2 separate regions of the Mus musculus genome follow, and region 2 is linked to region 1. Evidence: chromatin loops called from intact Hi-C (ENCODE). Cell type or tissue: heart. All regions are shown on one strand.

Evidence for each region. Peaks named below come from ENCODE experiments on the same cell type or tissue, not always from the same donor. Only the 100,000 strongest peaks of a DNase experiment are listed, where the experiment ranks them.
Region 2: a loop joins it to region 1, with 4 times the contacts of the local background. A loop is called at or near these places in 9 of 42 quality-filtered maps.

What each region holds. Positions count from the first base shown.
Region 1 is chr2:118,259,191-118,267,190 of GRCm38, reverse strand. No RefSeq gene overlaps it. Among named protein-coding and RNA genes, the nearest start is that of Fsip1, 6.2 kb to the right of the region's middle. In heart, a CTCF peak has its summit at 3,868 (motif pointing left); no DNase peak of the experiment used is centred here; H3K27me3 peaks cover 2,012 bases.
Region 2 is chr2:118,880,135-118,888,134 of GRCm38, reverse strand. It overlaps Ivd (isovaleryl coenzyme A dehydrogenase), which reads right to left. Exons shown (of 12, transcript NM_019826.4): 12 at 5,226-7,682. The coding sequence ends at 7,549. Gm32798 (a long non-coding RNA gene) reads right to left here and starts at 384. Exons shown (of 3, transcript XR_374917.3): 1 at 231-384. In heart, no CTCF peak of the experiment used is centred here; DNase peaks (open chromatin) are centred at 4,724 and 6,944; H3K4me3 peaks cover 1,263 bases; H3K27ac peaks cover 1,292 bases; H3K27me3 peaks cover 3,063 bases.

The DNA of each region.
Region 1 (8,000 bases):
GTTTCTTGCTGCCTGGCTTGTTGAGAAGGTACCCCTTACATTGGTGTGAATGTCTTTTCATTTGGGGGCTATTTCCAAGGAAAGTCGAGGCTGCTTAAAGCAGGAAAATCACAGTGTCTCCAGGCTGAAGAAGTGGAAGACATCTCTATGTGCTGCATCTAGTGTGGCTCCAGGTATGAACCCACACTCTCAGGGAAATGAAGAACAAACAGACACACAGACAAACTGGGTTTGATTGGATTGGGATCTCTGCTGAAGAAACCCAGAAGCCCAGAAGCTCAGCATGTTTATTATAAACTGTTGAACAGGGAGGCGGGGTTACTGCATGCAGATAATCCAGGAGGCAGGTCTCACTAACCTCAGTAGGAGCAGTCTCTGTAGAGAGAGGAGCAGTCTTCAGGCTGGGAACATCCAGCAGGGAGAAAACCATGGTGGGCATTTTCCAATCAGAGAACAGAGGAAAGCCTGGCTATTCCTCTGGTTCCCATTCTGAGGGCAGGAGGAACTTTGCTGATTTCATGGGTTGGAGGCTTTGGGGTCCTTGATACTACTGTGCCCGTGTCAAACAATACACATTCACCCAGGACTTCCCACACTCAAGGCTCCCTCTGCTCTCCACGAATGCTTCCCGTATTGTATTAGCGGAACAGATTGTGAAGGTTAAGAGCCTAGCCTCTGGCCATGCAGCTCTTGGCAAAGAAAGACCCAGCATCCAATGATGTGAGATGTATAAAGTGGTTTTGTGTGTTTGTAGGTTGAGTCCTGGGAAGATAAAACATCAATTAGAATAGCAATTCTGGTTTTTCTATTATAATAAAAATGAAGAGAAAACAAAACAGACTCCATTAAATAAGGAGTTGTGCTCAGCATTGATGAAGACACTGCTCCCAGTCTACCTCACATAATGTAAGCTCTGAAAGAAACATTGTTTTGAATTTAGACTATAAAAAAGACCCTCAAGAGAAAATGCAAAATGCAAGCTCTTTATTAATGCCAGGATGGGGCAGCCTGACCTTGACTGATGAATGGGTCTCTGTGGCTACCCACTTATTATTTATTTCTGAAATGTTACTGCAAAACGATTTCTATGCATTGCTGCTTAAGACCTTTAGTGTTGGTTTTTGTCTGCATTCACTGTGTTATGTTAACTGTTTTCACTTCCTTAACTTTATAGTGAAATAAATACAGAAATTTATGGTAAAGCTTTCTGTAACTTACACTGTCACTTCATTTCAACATGATTAGTAGTTGATCTTCCTTGCCAACTTCACAGGGTTTAGAATCAATCATGCAGGAGAGAGACCCTCTTGAGGTGTCCATAACATTTCCAGAGAGGTTTAACTCAAAGGGGGAAGCTATACTTTGGATACAGGGAACAACATCCCAAGGGCTGAGGCCCAGAATGAACAAAAGGGAGAAGGCCTATTGGAGCACCAGCGTTCATTTCCCCCAGCTACACCCTGACAGGAGTAACCAGCTACTCCACACTCCTGCTGCCTGCTCCTGCAGCTTCACCACAAGGATAGACTGTATCCCTTCAAACCGTGAGCCCGAATCAACCCTTCTTTCCTTAGGTTGCTTTTGTCGAGTATTTTGTCCTGACTTTGGAGCCAGCAGCATAATGAGAAGGTTAAGTAGATGTTACTTGAGGGGACTTCCTTAGGGAAAAGAAACACTTGTCCCTTTCTCTGAAGGAGGACTTGGCAAGCTGCACTCTTTTTTTTTTCTTTCCATTTTTTATTAGGTATTTAGCTCATTTACATTTCCAATGCTATACCAAAAGTCCCCCATACCCACCCACCCCCACTCCCCTACCCGCCCACTCCCCCTTTTTGGCCCTGGCGTTCCATCCAAACGCTGACACCATTGCATACACTAGCAAGATTTTATCGAAAGGACCCAGATGTAGCTGTCTCTTGTGAGACTATGCCGGGGCCTAGCAAACACAGAAGTGGATGCCCACAGTCAGCTAATGGATGGATCACAGGGCTCCCAATGGAGGAGCTAGAGAAAGTACCCAAGGAGCTAAAGGGATCTGCAACCCTATAGGTGGATCAACATTATGAACTAACCAGTACCCCGGAGCTCTTGACTCTAGCTGCATATGTATCAAAAGATGGCCTAGTCGGCCATCACTGGAAAGAGAGGCCCATTGGACACACAAACTTTATATGCCCCAGGGCAAGCTGCACTCTTAAGGGCAGAATTAAAAAGATCCCCACCCCCATCCCCAAGTCACAGCAAGAATCAGAACATAGCCTCGTCTTCATTGGTTTGCTGGATTTCAAAACAAATCTTAGAGGCTGGAGAGCTGGCTTGGTGGTTAGGAGTGCTCTTACATTAGTGCTCTTACAGAGGACCAGAGTGCACTTCCCAGCCCCCATATTAGTCCACTGCCAACTGCAATTCTAGTTCTAAGGGTACCAGATACCCTCTTCTGTCCTTTATAGACACTCACATGTGCTTAGGTGCACACTCATTCACACACACACACACACACACACACACACACACACAGACTCGCTCTCTCACACATACAAATACATTAACAAAAATAAAAGTCCTTAAAAACAAATCTCTGCAGCTTGCTCTACTAATCTTTGTGTTTTGTGTGTGTGTGTGTGTACATGTGTGTTGGGGGGATAAGCACATGTGTGTGTGCATGTGTGTCGGGGGGATAAGCACATGTGTGTGTGCATGTGTGTGTGGACATGTGTGTCGGGGGGATAAGCACATGTGTGTGTGCATGTATGTGCATATGTGTGTGTGTGGACATGTGTGTTGGGGGATAAGCACATGTGTGTGCAGTGTACAAGTTGATTATCATCATCTCCACCGTCTGGCAAGCTCCACTTGACATTCCCAGACAATAAGTGAAAGTCACATGACAATGTTCCTACTAACTCCTTTCACTTTAAAAAAAATCTGAAGGCATCATTATGATTTGGGGACAATAAACATCAAAAAGTATCAAGGCTTTAAAAGAAAATCCTGATTTTTTTTTTTTAAAGAAATAAAAGTATCCATGGACCAGGACCTGACTCCATTCCACAGAGGCACAATGGAGCAGAGTGGGAGGGGCCAAAGATTTCCTATTTTCTACTTTTGTTTTTACATAAGGAAGCACCTGCTGCCACTCTTCAGAGCCCTGGTGGGAGCCATCTCCCAGAGAGCTCCTGGGAGCAGCAGCGGGCCCCACCGCCCAGCCTCTGAAACAGGAACTCCTACAGGTTCCCCAGTAGGCTCAGGGTCCAATTGTTTCAGAATCACTGCCTGCTATACTGGCTAAAACTCAGGCTCCTGTACTCCTGGACCTGCAGAATCAGTGGAGAGGGACTAACAACAGCACCCCCAAGTGATCATTTCTAGTTCATTTCTACTTGCTAAAGCTGATACCATAAAAAGATACTCTATCAAAAGGCATCTTATTTGGAATAAAAATGAGACTACTTGTTACCTGGGCTTCACTGTTTCGACATGATTTACTCCCCTGCTCACCCTTGCTCATGTGGACCACGCTGTGGATACACTGGACTAAAAGGTGCTGGAAGTTGTATAACAAAAGAGGAAGTAGAAGAAAACACACAGTTTGCACATCTGCTGTTTTTTATATAAGTGTGAGAATTTCCTGTTTTTCTGAAATCATCAAATGGTTGCTATTGGCTATTTATAATATTTGCTACTATTTTCAGACCTAATTTTCACTTCTCCCACTTGAATGGCTATTTAAAGACACACCCACGCTCAGTTCAAGGGCCCTGAGATTTCAGTCCAGTGGTCTCTTAAATCACACCTTAACATCCTAGGAAAGCAAGAACTTTTGAAGGTGGGGGTTAGTCATTTCCACAGATAACCAGCACCATCTAGTGGACGCAAATAACCCTTTGTCAAAGTCGGGCCCTGGAAGAGGCCGAGAAAGTGGGTTGTTGGTGGAATCTCAGGGCAGATTCGCTCTGCAGTGACTGGGGATGGGGAGCGGACACTAATCTTTTGCTGCTCACCTTCCCAAATATAAATCTGCACAATCATTATGCCAACCAGGGGGGTGTGGGGAAATAAATGGGAAATGAAGAATCCGAGCCATGTCTTGAGCATCCTGTAAATGTCATTTTTTTTTTCCAGTGATGTAAGGCACAGAATCCGGGGAGCTGGGGCCCCATCGTGGCGCACACTATTAACAACCCTTAGGAAGAAAAGGCTTTTGAGCTTGGTCTGTGATAACTATGCTCTCCCATCTCAACGTTACAGTTGGCATGAGCTTATGGTGCGAAGAGGGAAGCCGGGGCACTGCATCTGGCAGTTGGAGCCCAGATGGAATGCAATGTGGGCTTTTTCTCAGTCCTTCAAATCTGACTCCACTCAGAAGGCGGGTGTCAAGAGCAGGAGAGACAGGAAACAAAAACAAAATCTAACTCCCAAATCAACACTGCCATATGTGCCCACCCTGGAATAAGACCAGGGGAAGTTAGCTTAAAATACATTCATTCTACAAAAACTACTCATGAATTCCTCGAGAAGGAGTAACACTCTTCAGAGAGTACCCACAGAAGAACACAGAACTGTAGAAAACACAGCTTAGGAAAAGATGGCACGTTCTGTCATATTTGAATGGTAACTGTTTTGAGAGTGTTGCCCTCGATATGATGCAGAAGTACATGCAAGAAATGAGGACAAAATACAAAACAAAGTGGTTTATTAAAGTTTGCTCTCAAGGTCCACAGAGCCTCTAAGCAGTTAGCAAAACGAGAACAGTTGGAAGCGAATCAAGTGGGGAGAATATAGAGACGGAAGGTAACTTATCAAGATTGTTTTATGCAAAATATAAACAAGGACTTAGTGTGGAATAACAACAGAGTGAGGGACACAGAGTTGGTTCCATTTGGTTTATGGAATTCTCATGTTGCATACATTTTAAAAGGCAACTGTTTAAAAAAGGAAAACACCAGAGATCACACGAAGTCTTCGTAGCTCTGTATTTTCTAAGTTTTTTTTCCAAACTCTGTCGCATCACCAAGAAATGTGAGAAAATTTAATGGTTCTCATTAAGCATCCAATATAAAAACTGGAGGGAGGGCCTGGGAGATGGCTCACTGGGTAAAAGCACTTGCCATTGGAGTATGAGAACCCGAGCTCTTAGATCTAAAGCCCCATAAAAGCTGGAGGCGGTAATAGACATCTGCATGCCCAGAGCTCCTCTGGGGAGATGGGGGTGGAGAAAGAAAATTCTAGAAAGTTGATGGGTTAGCCAATCTCAGTCTCACATATGCCCTGAAAAGACAATAAAGGGACTCTGTCTTAAACAAGGTGGAAGGCAAGTATTGATACTTGAGATTGCCCTCTGATCTCCACACCCATATTGGCACACCTGGGTTGCATTTGTACATGTGTATAATATAGACCTGCACAGGATGCACACACTTACACATGCACACACATACAAAGAAAAAAATGGCCTTTGTGCACAGAACAGAAGCGATGTGTAGGCACATGGAGATGATTTACCTGTAACTCCTCAAAAAAAAAAAAAAAAAAAAAACCAAGCAAACAAACAAAAAACAGTTGGAGGTTCTAGGAGCCCTGACATCCATCACCTGTGAGGGTCCCTTCAAAGACCAAATCAGCATTTTATCAAAATCATTCATTGGGTGATGTATTTACAGTTAAAGGTGGAGAAGGTGGTGTGAAATTTCTGATATCTTTGCTCTCAGGTACAGCCCTGATGTCAGAGTTTATGCAATGGTGGTTTTACTATACAATGGAGTTAAGAACTCCAATCCATGGGGCTGAAAACCCCCTCAGTTCCTTCAGTCTCTTCCTTGACTCCTCCATCAGGGACCCCACGCTCAGTCCAATGGTTGGCTTGGAGCATCATTGTCAACTGGCCAGATCCCCCGGAGGTCCTGGGGACCAGACTACCAACCAAAGAGTACACATGGAGGGACCCATGGCTCCAGCTGTGTATGTGAAAGAGGATGGCCTTGTTGGACATCGATGGGAGGAGAGTCCCTTGGTCCTGTGGGGGTTCGATGCCCCAGTGTAGGGGATTGCCAGGGGTGGAAGGCAGGAGTGGGGGCGGGGTGGGAAGCACCCTCATAGAGGCTGGGGTTGGGGGATAGGATAGGAGGCTTCCAGAGGGGAGACTTGGAAAGGGGATAACATTTGAAATGTAAATAAAGAAAATATCTAATAAAAGAAAAAAAAAGAACAATATCTATACTATATCTTTTTTTTTTTTTTTTTTTGGTTTTTCGAGACAGGGTTTCTCTGTATAGTCTTGGCTCTCCTGGATCTCACTTTGTAGACCAGGCTGGCCTCGAACTCAGAAATCCGCCTGTCTCTGCCTCCCAAGTGCCGGGATTAAAGGCGTGCGCCACCACACCCGGCTCAATATCTATATCTTATTATTAAAAATAAAACACGATGAAAAAAAAAAGAATTCCAATCCATGTCCCAAGTGAGGACACTGTGGCCCATAAACGTTTGTGAATTTGTTTAGGGCTACCCAACTATTTAATACCAGATTTCTAATAATGGTACATTCTTTGTATTACAAACTGTTTTTTCATTTTTTATTTTATGTGAGTGGGTGTTTTGCCTGCAAGTGTGTCTGTGTATCACTTGTGTGCAGTGCCTGCAGAGGATAAAGAGGGCATCAGATCCTTTGGATTAAAGTTGCAGAGTGTTGTCAGCCACCGTGTGGGTGCTGAGGATTGAACCCTGGTCCTCTGGAAGAGCAGCCAGTGCTCATATCTTCTGAGCCTTCTCTCTAGTCCTCCTCTTTTTATTAAAATAGAAAAAATATAAAAAACCAAGATGTCATAGTTTGGATAAATGTCCCTAAAGTGTTAAATGCTTGTTGCCAGCCTGCGGTGCTATTAGGAGATGTTGGAGCAGTCATGCTGTAGTTAAATAGATGCATTAGGTGATTGGGGGACATGCCCTTGAAGCAGAAACTGGGACACTGACCCCTAATTTCTCCATGTTTCTCAGCTGTCTGTCATCAGGTAAGCTGACTGGTCTCACCAGTGCTTCTGCTATGACTTACCATTGCTGCCAAAGCCGGAAGCACAAGGGTCAAGAGACCATGGGTGAGACACACACACCCCCTCCCAAAAAACCCCGTCATCGCAAATCTTTCTTCTTCGTAAGTTCATTTCATCATGCATTTTGTCACTGAAACAGAAAGCTGGCTAACATAGCACAGTCTAGGGAGTGAGATCATAAATGATTGTTTTATGCCTTATGGTAGAAAAGCCCTCACAGGAAGCAGTCACACAAAAGAGGAAGCAAGCCACTCACAGTCGGGAAGCTGTAGTCCAGGTAGAAGAACAAGGATCTCTCTCTCTCTCTCTCTCTCTCTCTCTCTCTCTCTCTCTCTCTCTCTCTCTCTGTGTGTGTGTGTGTGTGTGTGTGTATGCTCTGTGTGTTTTTCAAGTTGTGTTTCCAAGCTCCTGACAAATGCTGATCTTTAACATGCAGAAATAGGAAATCTGAACTGCAGAATTTTGTTCCTCTTTCACATGGGCTAAGTACAGACTGCTTTTATACCTCTAGGTTCTTAAATTATCCCTAAAATACTTCCACCTCTCATACTCTTAGTTACTACTAGGATTATCCGAAACATGTGTTTAATAACTATTAGGGCTGGGAATACTGCTCAGGTTGAACTCATATCCCCTCGTGTGTGTAGAGACTAGATTTCCATTTCCAGCACCTTGTGTGTGTAGAGACTAGATTTCCATCTCCAGCACCTTGTGTGTGTAGAGACTAGATTTCCATCTCCAGCACCTTGTGTGTGTAGAGACTAGATTTCCATCTCCAGCACCTTGTGTGTGTAGAGACTAGATTTCCATCTCCAGCACCTTGTGTGTGTAGAGACTAGATTTCCACCTCCAGCACCACCACCCACAGAGAACAAACAACACCCAAATACAAAGAAAAAACCCACATCCAAATGATCAAATTTAGACATATTTAGAAAAATTATAATTTATATTCAA
Region 2 (8,000 bases), 620 kb before region 1:
TTCTGAAACACTGCACTTTGCAGAGGCTGCCCCTGGGGAGCTCAGGCAGATGCATAAGGTGGCTCGCCAGGCAGGCCAGGCAGGCGCTCCCCCTTCCCCACCCCCCCACCCCATCCTGAGCTTATCTCTCACTGGCAGCTGCGTGTTCACGCTCCTTGCTTCTGCTCCTGCAGCGTGTCTGACAGACTCTCCGTGTGTGTAGCGGTATGCATGTCCGTGTGTGTGCTCACCCATGTCTGCTCCAGACAGGCACAAGGCGTGCTTGGATGGATCTGGTGGTGTGCCCTTCTCTGTCAACATGAGCGTAGACCAGGTCCTCTGCAGTCCTGCATCTGCTATACTTGCAGTCTCCGAGGAGGGAGCATGCTCCTTTCTGAGCCTGGAATAGCTTTCTTCTTTTCAAGAAAATCCCCCACTTACCCATCCAACCTTTCTCTCCCCCTGGGTAAGCTGACGAGCTGGGGCTGACTGGCAGAGGACATGGGGACACCACTGTCCTTCCCAGGTTGGTCTGGGCGGACTCGTCATTATCCGCACGCCCGTGACCCAGGGTGTGGCGCTTAGTAGTTGTTCAGAAAGCTTTGCTGAACGTGTGGGTTATGGACTTGACCAGGAACGCAGCTATGCACATTCATAAATACACGGAGTTGACCGTGGTCTGGCATGCTTGCCACCTCTGTTTTGAGTCATTTCTCGTGGCACTGTTTTAAGAATATTATAGACATGCCACTTTCCTTTAAAACTTTAAATGACATCTTCATTCTGTACCTGTGCTGCACATGTGTTTGTGGGCACGCATGCTCTGCTCTGTGTATGTGGAGGTTGGTGGAAAACTTTCGAATGTTGGTGTCCTCAGACCGTGTGGGTCTCAGGGTTTGAACTTAGGTTGTCAGGGAGGGCAGGCAGCAGTTGGGCTGTCTCACCCGTCTCACTCGACCCCAGACCACAACTGTGGAAGAGAAGCTCTGAATTCCCTTTTCAGGCTAGTTATATGTGTACCCTACCACAAAGCAATTCCCTCTGTGAGGACGTACCTAGAGGACCCGAGGAGACACGCTCGCACCAGGAGGAGCATCCCTCAGCAGTTGCAAACTAGAAATGCCCAAATGCCCATCGGGGTAGACTGGACATTACATCACACAATTTCTACATGAGGGAAAATGTGCGCTAGACAAGAAAATGTTGAGCAGGTTATAGTTCTGTTCATGAGTCTGGAAGGAAAACCAGCAGTGGGATACAGCCATGAGCCATAGAAGCAATGTGCATGCGCACAAGCACACATATACACCCACACACACCACACACACTATATAAGTCCAACTATAAAAAGTTAAAAACCTAGCATGTTGTGTAGAATGTTGTGTAGAGATACACAGACGGGTAAGAAGCCACCTGAGAAAAAAAAAAAAAAAGAAAAATGTACACCCATGGGAGGCTTAAGCAAGAGTCCAGCCTGAGCCTAGAGTTCAAGGATAACCTAGGCAGCATAGTGAGAGTGTCTCAAAGCAGCAAGTAGACAAACAAACATATAATTACTGAGGGCTGGTGGTGTAGCTTGGTGGCTGAGTCCTTGCCTGGTAAGACCAAGGCCCTGGATTCCACCCCAACACAATAAAATGAAGTGAAATGCAATGCAATAAAATAAAATGGTCAGGGGCTCATTTGGACTCATTTACAAAACAAAAATCGTGGTCTTGTTATGTAGCCCAGGCTGGCCCGGAACTGGCAGTCCTGCTTCAGTCCTTCAAATGACGGGGTCACTGGTTAAACCACAGAACTTGCTTCTGCCTCTTATTTTTGACATTGCACGTATGTGCCTGCTTATGTGCACATTTTTACCGTGGAAGGGAAGAGCAGTGTGTGGTCCTCCTCTGCCCCCCTATTTTCTGTCCCCAGTCGGCAGAGGAGGGGCCAAGGTTCCTCTCTGAGTGGGTCAGAGGAAGATTGGGAGTGAGGGCCTCCCTCTGCAGCTGGGCCCTGGCTACTCCCGGGTGGGAAGGGATGGGGAGAGCAGGGTCAGGCGAAGCCGGCTGGCTCCGCTGTTTGTGCCAACTCTGGATTAGGCCAGGGCTCCGGCCCACCTGTTGTTTCCCTCATCCAGCATGAACTTAGCTACTGAGTACCTATTGCAAGCACTGGCCCTGCTGCAGGTTCAGAGAACTGGGAGGGTTTTGTTGTTACTGTAGGTTTTTGTTTGTTTGCTTGCTTGTTTTGTTCTGTCTCACCACAATGCCTTGGCTGGCCCCAAACATGAAATCCTCCTGCCTCGACCTCCTGAATGCTGGGACTATGGACACATGCCATCGATGGTATCTGGCAGGAAATGATTTTTGACCTCTAAAATCTAACAGTATTATAAGGTGACCATAGAACAAATAACCAATGTTGTCAGCAACACATGGGCCAGGCATCACATGACGCTGCTGCTGATGTTCCCACATAGACAAGTGCAATCCCAGAGCTAGCCCTCAAGTTTACAGCCTAAAGGCAGAGAAATGGGTACATCAGATAATAAAACCCACTGTGCAGGATGGGGTGCAGGATGGGGGGCTGCCTCCGGCTGAGTGCTCTAGTTAATCTAACAGCAACCAGCATCCAAGAAATACTTGGGAGAAATGAGGCTAGCCTCTCTCCCTGAGAGTGGGCAGGCGTACTCGAACTGCCGAGCAGTTCTAGAATTCTAGAACAGCAGAAGCTGTGGCCTGGAGCTGTCCCTTGTTGGAGGAAACAGGTGGCAGGCATGAAGAAGAGAATGCCCACCTTGCCCTTGAACGTGTCGTGCGCCCTTGGATGTTCATGTGCCAAGGTGGGAGGAAGGGGAGTGGGCTGTGGGTGAGGTGGGGAGAGAGGAGAAGAAAGGCTGGAGAGTTCTTCTGGAGGGAGCCTGCAGTGAGGCTTTAGGGGAGGGCACAGCACAGAGCTGGAAGGACTTCCTGGATGGAGAAACCAGCTGGGGCAAAGGCCCAGGCCAGAGTAAGGCAGGGAAGACTGCGTACAACCACAGCTGCTGTGCTCAGCAGCGGAGAGGGGAGTTGCAGAAAGAGTCAAGATAGACCCAAATTGTGTTTGCTTTGCTAATCCTTAGGTCCCCCTCCCCCAAGACAAGGTCTCCAGAGCCCTGTGTGACCTGGAGCTCTCTCTAGACTAAGCTAGCCTTCGAATTCACAGAGACCTGCCTACCTTGCTTCCCAAGTGCTGAGGTTAAAGGCACGCAGCACCATGCTTCCTTATTAACACTGGGTCTAGTGTGTTGCTCAGGTAGCCTCAAGTTCCTGGCCCCAAGTGATCCTCCTGCTTCAGTCTCCAAAGCATCTGGGACAAAGGAGCTCTACTGAGATGTTAGGTCTTTATTTGGGGGGCACTTTCCCAGTCCTTTTACTTAGGTAGCCCAGGCTTGCCTTGAACTGGATATATAGCTCAGGCTGGCCTCAACGTCACTGTAATCCTTTCCTTCAGGCTCCTGAGTGCTTGGGTATACAAGATGCCTACTATGCCCAGTGTAACCTTTGTATTGACCTTAAATGTGCTGGGATGCATGGTTGGCTCCATCAGAGGAGGCTCCATTGTTCTCTCTGGCTCAGGGTGGAGGTGCAGTTCAGCGACCTGGACTGGAAGAAGGGAGGCAAGTTGGATTGGTGTGGAGAAGTCGAATTCTGAATGGCTCTTGGTTAGAGGAAGTAGGTAGAGCACAGTAGGGGAGAGCCCCCACCTTGCATAGTGTGGCTCTGAGTTCCTCCACTGTGGAGTGGAATATAGGCAGAAGAAGAGGCTGGTATGTGCTCCTGCCCTGTCCCCCCCCACACCCCCCATCTATCTGGGGGCTTGTCTAAATGCCTGTTGGATAGTGAAAAAAATATGAGCATATAACAAGATTGTCATAAATGACAATTATGCACATTAAAACAGTATCCTTAGGAGGACCTACAATCGAACCAATCAATCAATAGAGCACTTAGAAGCATGAATAGCCAAAAAGGAACTCCTTACAGATTCAAAAGAAGTTTTGTCCTGGGGGAATGGTACAGGGGGAAGGAGGGGACAGGCTTTCCTCTTCAATAAACTTTTAAAAACTTACATTGTTTTGGAGGGTGGGGAGACGGCTCCCCCGGGTTAGGGGCATTTGTTCATTGAGAGGCCCTTGAATGGGTTTCCCCGCTGCCCACAAGGCAACTCATAACATCGTTCTAGGGAATCCAGCTCCTCTTCTGGTCTCTGCGGGTATCAGACTAACAAGCAGAACACATATACACACGCAAGAAAAATACTCATACACATAAAATAAGTTTTGGAAAAAAAATTACAGTTTTTTAAACTCTGACCATAATTTTTAAAAGAATACCACACTCATCTTTGCTGTTTATGGTCTCCCTGTTTTTGTTTGGCCTTCTTGTATGAGATGGTGGTGATAGTGGATAGTGATCTTTCAATGTTCTCATTTAGTAAAATACAAATTCTGGGGAAATTTCAGTCTTGGAAACCGTGCATCCAGAGCACGAGTGGGAAACTGGAGCGTCCAGAAAGTCACCGCGCCTGCGAGTCCGCGGATGGCCGGTAGGGGTCAGGCGAGCTCCACGCAGCGCTGACTGAGCGGGTCCCGGGAGTCCTCGCTGCAATCGGCCGCCCGCAGAGCTTTAAGGCAGGAGTCTTAAGAAGTGAGAGCACTTTAGATCCGCCATAAGCAGATAACCGATGGCCATGCGGATTCCAGCCCCCACCAGGGCACGCTGTGTGCTAGACGCTCTCTCCACTCTGTGTGCTGTTGCTTTACTCCGGCTCGGGCCCCACCCAGCCTCCCGGGCGTCAGAGCGTGGCTGGCTCACCCGTCGTTCCTAGGTTTGAGCAACTCACCCAGCAGGGCTTTGCATCCTTAAGCAATCTTGCCTTGAGCACTCAGTTGGTTGCAAAGGTCAGGGAAGGAGTGGATGTGTGAAGTGAAGCAATATTACAAGGGACTACCACTGGGATGTGGGGCTAAGACTCTGGTCCCTGGGGAGAAACTCTCTCCAGGCCCAAGTTGGATTATCAGCGGGGTGGGTGGGGGTTGGGAACCAAAACCAAACCAACTCAACCAAACAAAAACCCCCATATAGCTGCCTTAGCCCAGTGTCACTCCCTAGGGAGCCCAGGTGTTTGTCACTAGATTCTGATAAGGCACAAGACCTGGCTACACTTAACACTTCTCATTAGCAGCGTCCCACCCCCACTATTCCCATCCACTTTTCAGACATAGTTTTTATTTTGTCTTTTATTTAAAAACATTTCTTGTGTGTCACATTAAAAAAAAATTCAGAAAAACAATCACATTCTTCCTTTCAGTTGCTATAGCTGGATACAAACAGATTGGGTAATTATAGCTCATGGTTCCAGAGGCTGACTATCAAAAGCATGGCGCTCCCAACTCCAGTGTTCTTCTCTTGCCTGATAACATGGTAGGAGACCTGACACGACAGAGCAGGCACACTAGTTTAAGATTCCCTTTTATAAAGCCACTAAAGTCATTACTACCTAAACCATTAACAAATGGCTGGGACTGAGGTTTTTAACAGGTGAACTTCTGGGGCACACTCTCGTTGGTAGGGTTCCTATGGCATGACTGGGTGACATGTTGCCTTCTGATAACTTATGGAGGTCAGAGGGCAACTCTCCATCCCCCATATGGGTTCTTGGACTCCAACCCAGGTTGTCTGGCTTGGTGACAATCTTGCAGGCGTGCAGGTCCTCTGCCTCATTTTGATCATCTTCTGTGGGTTGTTCCAGGGATCTTCCTCAGCTGGTCAGTGTATCTACTGCATTCATGAACCCCCTCTTAAGATGGGACGGGTGTGGGGTTGCTAAGGTGCTGACTCCACCTGTCTCAGACCTCAGCACTCCACCTAGGCTAAGACTGTTGGGCTGGGAGCCAGGAAAAACAGTCTTTATTTTTGGGAACTCACATGAATGTGGTAATCCACGGCCTGGGCGCTATTTGTGACGGCCCAAGGTTGGGAGGCCCAAGGTTGGGATGTCCCTGTTGCTAGCCCATTAGGATCCTAGCTCCAATTCTGACCTTGAAAAAGTCAAGTATTAAAAGAACAAAACAACCTTGCAGAGTTTGAGCTGGGTGTGGTGGTTGCACGTGCCTTTAATCTCAGAACTAGGGAGGCAGAGGAGGATCTTTGAGTCCAAGGCCAGCCTGGGCTATATAGCTAGACAAATGAAACAAAACTCAGATATGCCAGCTGTGGTGGTTCATGTATATAATTTTGGCAGTCAGGAGGCAGAGGCAGGAGGATTCTGAGTTACAGTTAGACTCTGAATCAAAAGCAACCCCCCCCCAAAAAAAAAACTCTCAAAATCCTCCAGAAACTTAAGACTCTCCTCCTGTCTTCCCACACTTGACACCCCCCCCCCATTTTCTCCCCCTTTCCTTTAAGAAAAAGCACAGGGTGTTGCCTGTAATCCCAGCACTCAAGAGATAGGGGCAGATCTACTGTTCAGGGTCTTAGTTCAAAGCTAGTCTCGGCTACAGGGAGACTAAAATAAAACCATGGAGAAGTTGGTAGGGCAAGGAGCTGACTCAGTGGTGCAGTGCCTGCCTAGCACAGCCTAGGTACAATTTCACACACAACAAGAAGAAAAGTCACCAGGAGATCTGGGTCTGAGACTTCCTATTCTGGCCTCCTATCCCATTCCCAAAGGGCAAACTGAAGGGCAGGCCGCTTCAAGGACATTCTCTGGATGCAGACAGGACCATAGCAAGTGGCTTGTTTCTCCTGCAGAACACGGCTTTGGGCGCAGAAGGGTTTACCTTGCAGTATATTTAATACAAAATGGCAACAGACATTGTGCAGTTGTAATAAAATTAGCCACAGGGTGTCTAGAGAAATATACAGAGGCAACAAGGCTGGAGGGGAGCCAGGCAACCTGGGCTGGGCCACAGGACCTGTGTCTGCTGGCCAGTCAGCTGCAGAAGGTCACATGAGCAGGCCCAGTGCTAGCCTGTGACAGAGTGATGCAGACAGACTCAGGTACACGAGGGAGCCGATCTTCTGTGTTGTCTTGCCTGGACTGTGGACTCTGTCCTTCCTGGGTCTGCCATAGGCATTCTGGAGCTGTCTAGCTCTTGGAGAAACAGTTAAGAAGGAGATGGCTTTTGCCTTTTCCTCAAGAAATGAGACCACAAGTATCTGACAACTGAAAGGGGTAATGCCTCTGTTACCCTTGAACAGAAAGGGCACCCTGCCAGAGGCTTGCCCAAGAAAAGGAGTCGGGTACCTGTCAGATGCTACCTGGAGGGTCAGGTCATCACATTCAGATGTAGAAAGCAATGGCACAGACACTGCCACCCTCCCCCCAAACCCCCCAAAAAGCCAAAGTCATTTTAGCAGTCATTTTAGGCTTTCCTGCCCGGAACGGCTGGAGAATCCGACTTCACACGGGGCAGAGGGCTGACAGAGAAGGGCAGCTGAGCAGCAGAGCTTCCTTAGACAGGTCAGAGGGCTGCCACATCTCTGCTTCCAAAGAAAGGCCTCTCGGTGCTGGGACCAGGGGGCGATGGGCCGCAGAGGGCTAGCGGAAGTCTGCATTGAAAGCTCGGCCAATGACCAACCGCCTCACTTCACTGGTCCCAGCTCCGATCTCATACAGTTTGGCATCTCGTAGAAAGCGGCCCATGGGGAAGTCATTGATGTAGCCATTTCCACCTGTGAAGCAGATGTGGGAAGAGAGAGGACAGAACTGAAGGCAGGGGGTGATGTGAGGAAGCAAACAGACCCTCCAGGATGGTCAAGGACTGGCTCCTTCCCATATAACCTATGCGCATGCGATGCCCTCCCCGCTCTCCCTCCCAGTCTCTCTGCTAGGGACTGAGTGTGGGCCTCACACACTCTAGGCAAATGCTCTACCACTGAGTTATAACCCCAGTTCATATTTTCAATATCTCTAGGTTATTTTTTATATCTAATACAACATAAGTACCATTTAAACTGTTGTTATATTGGAATGTTTAGGGAATCAGGACA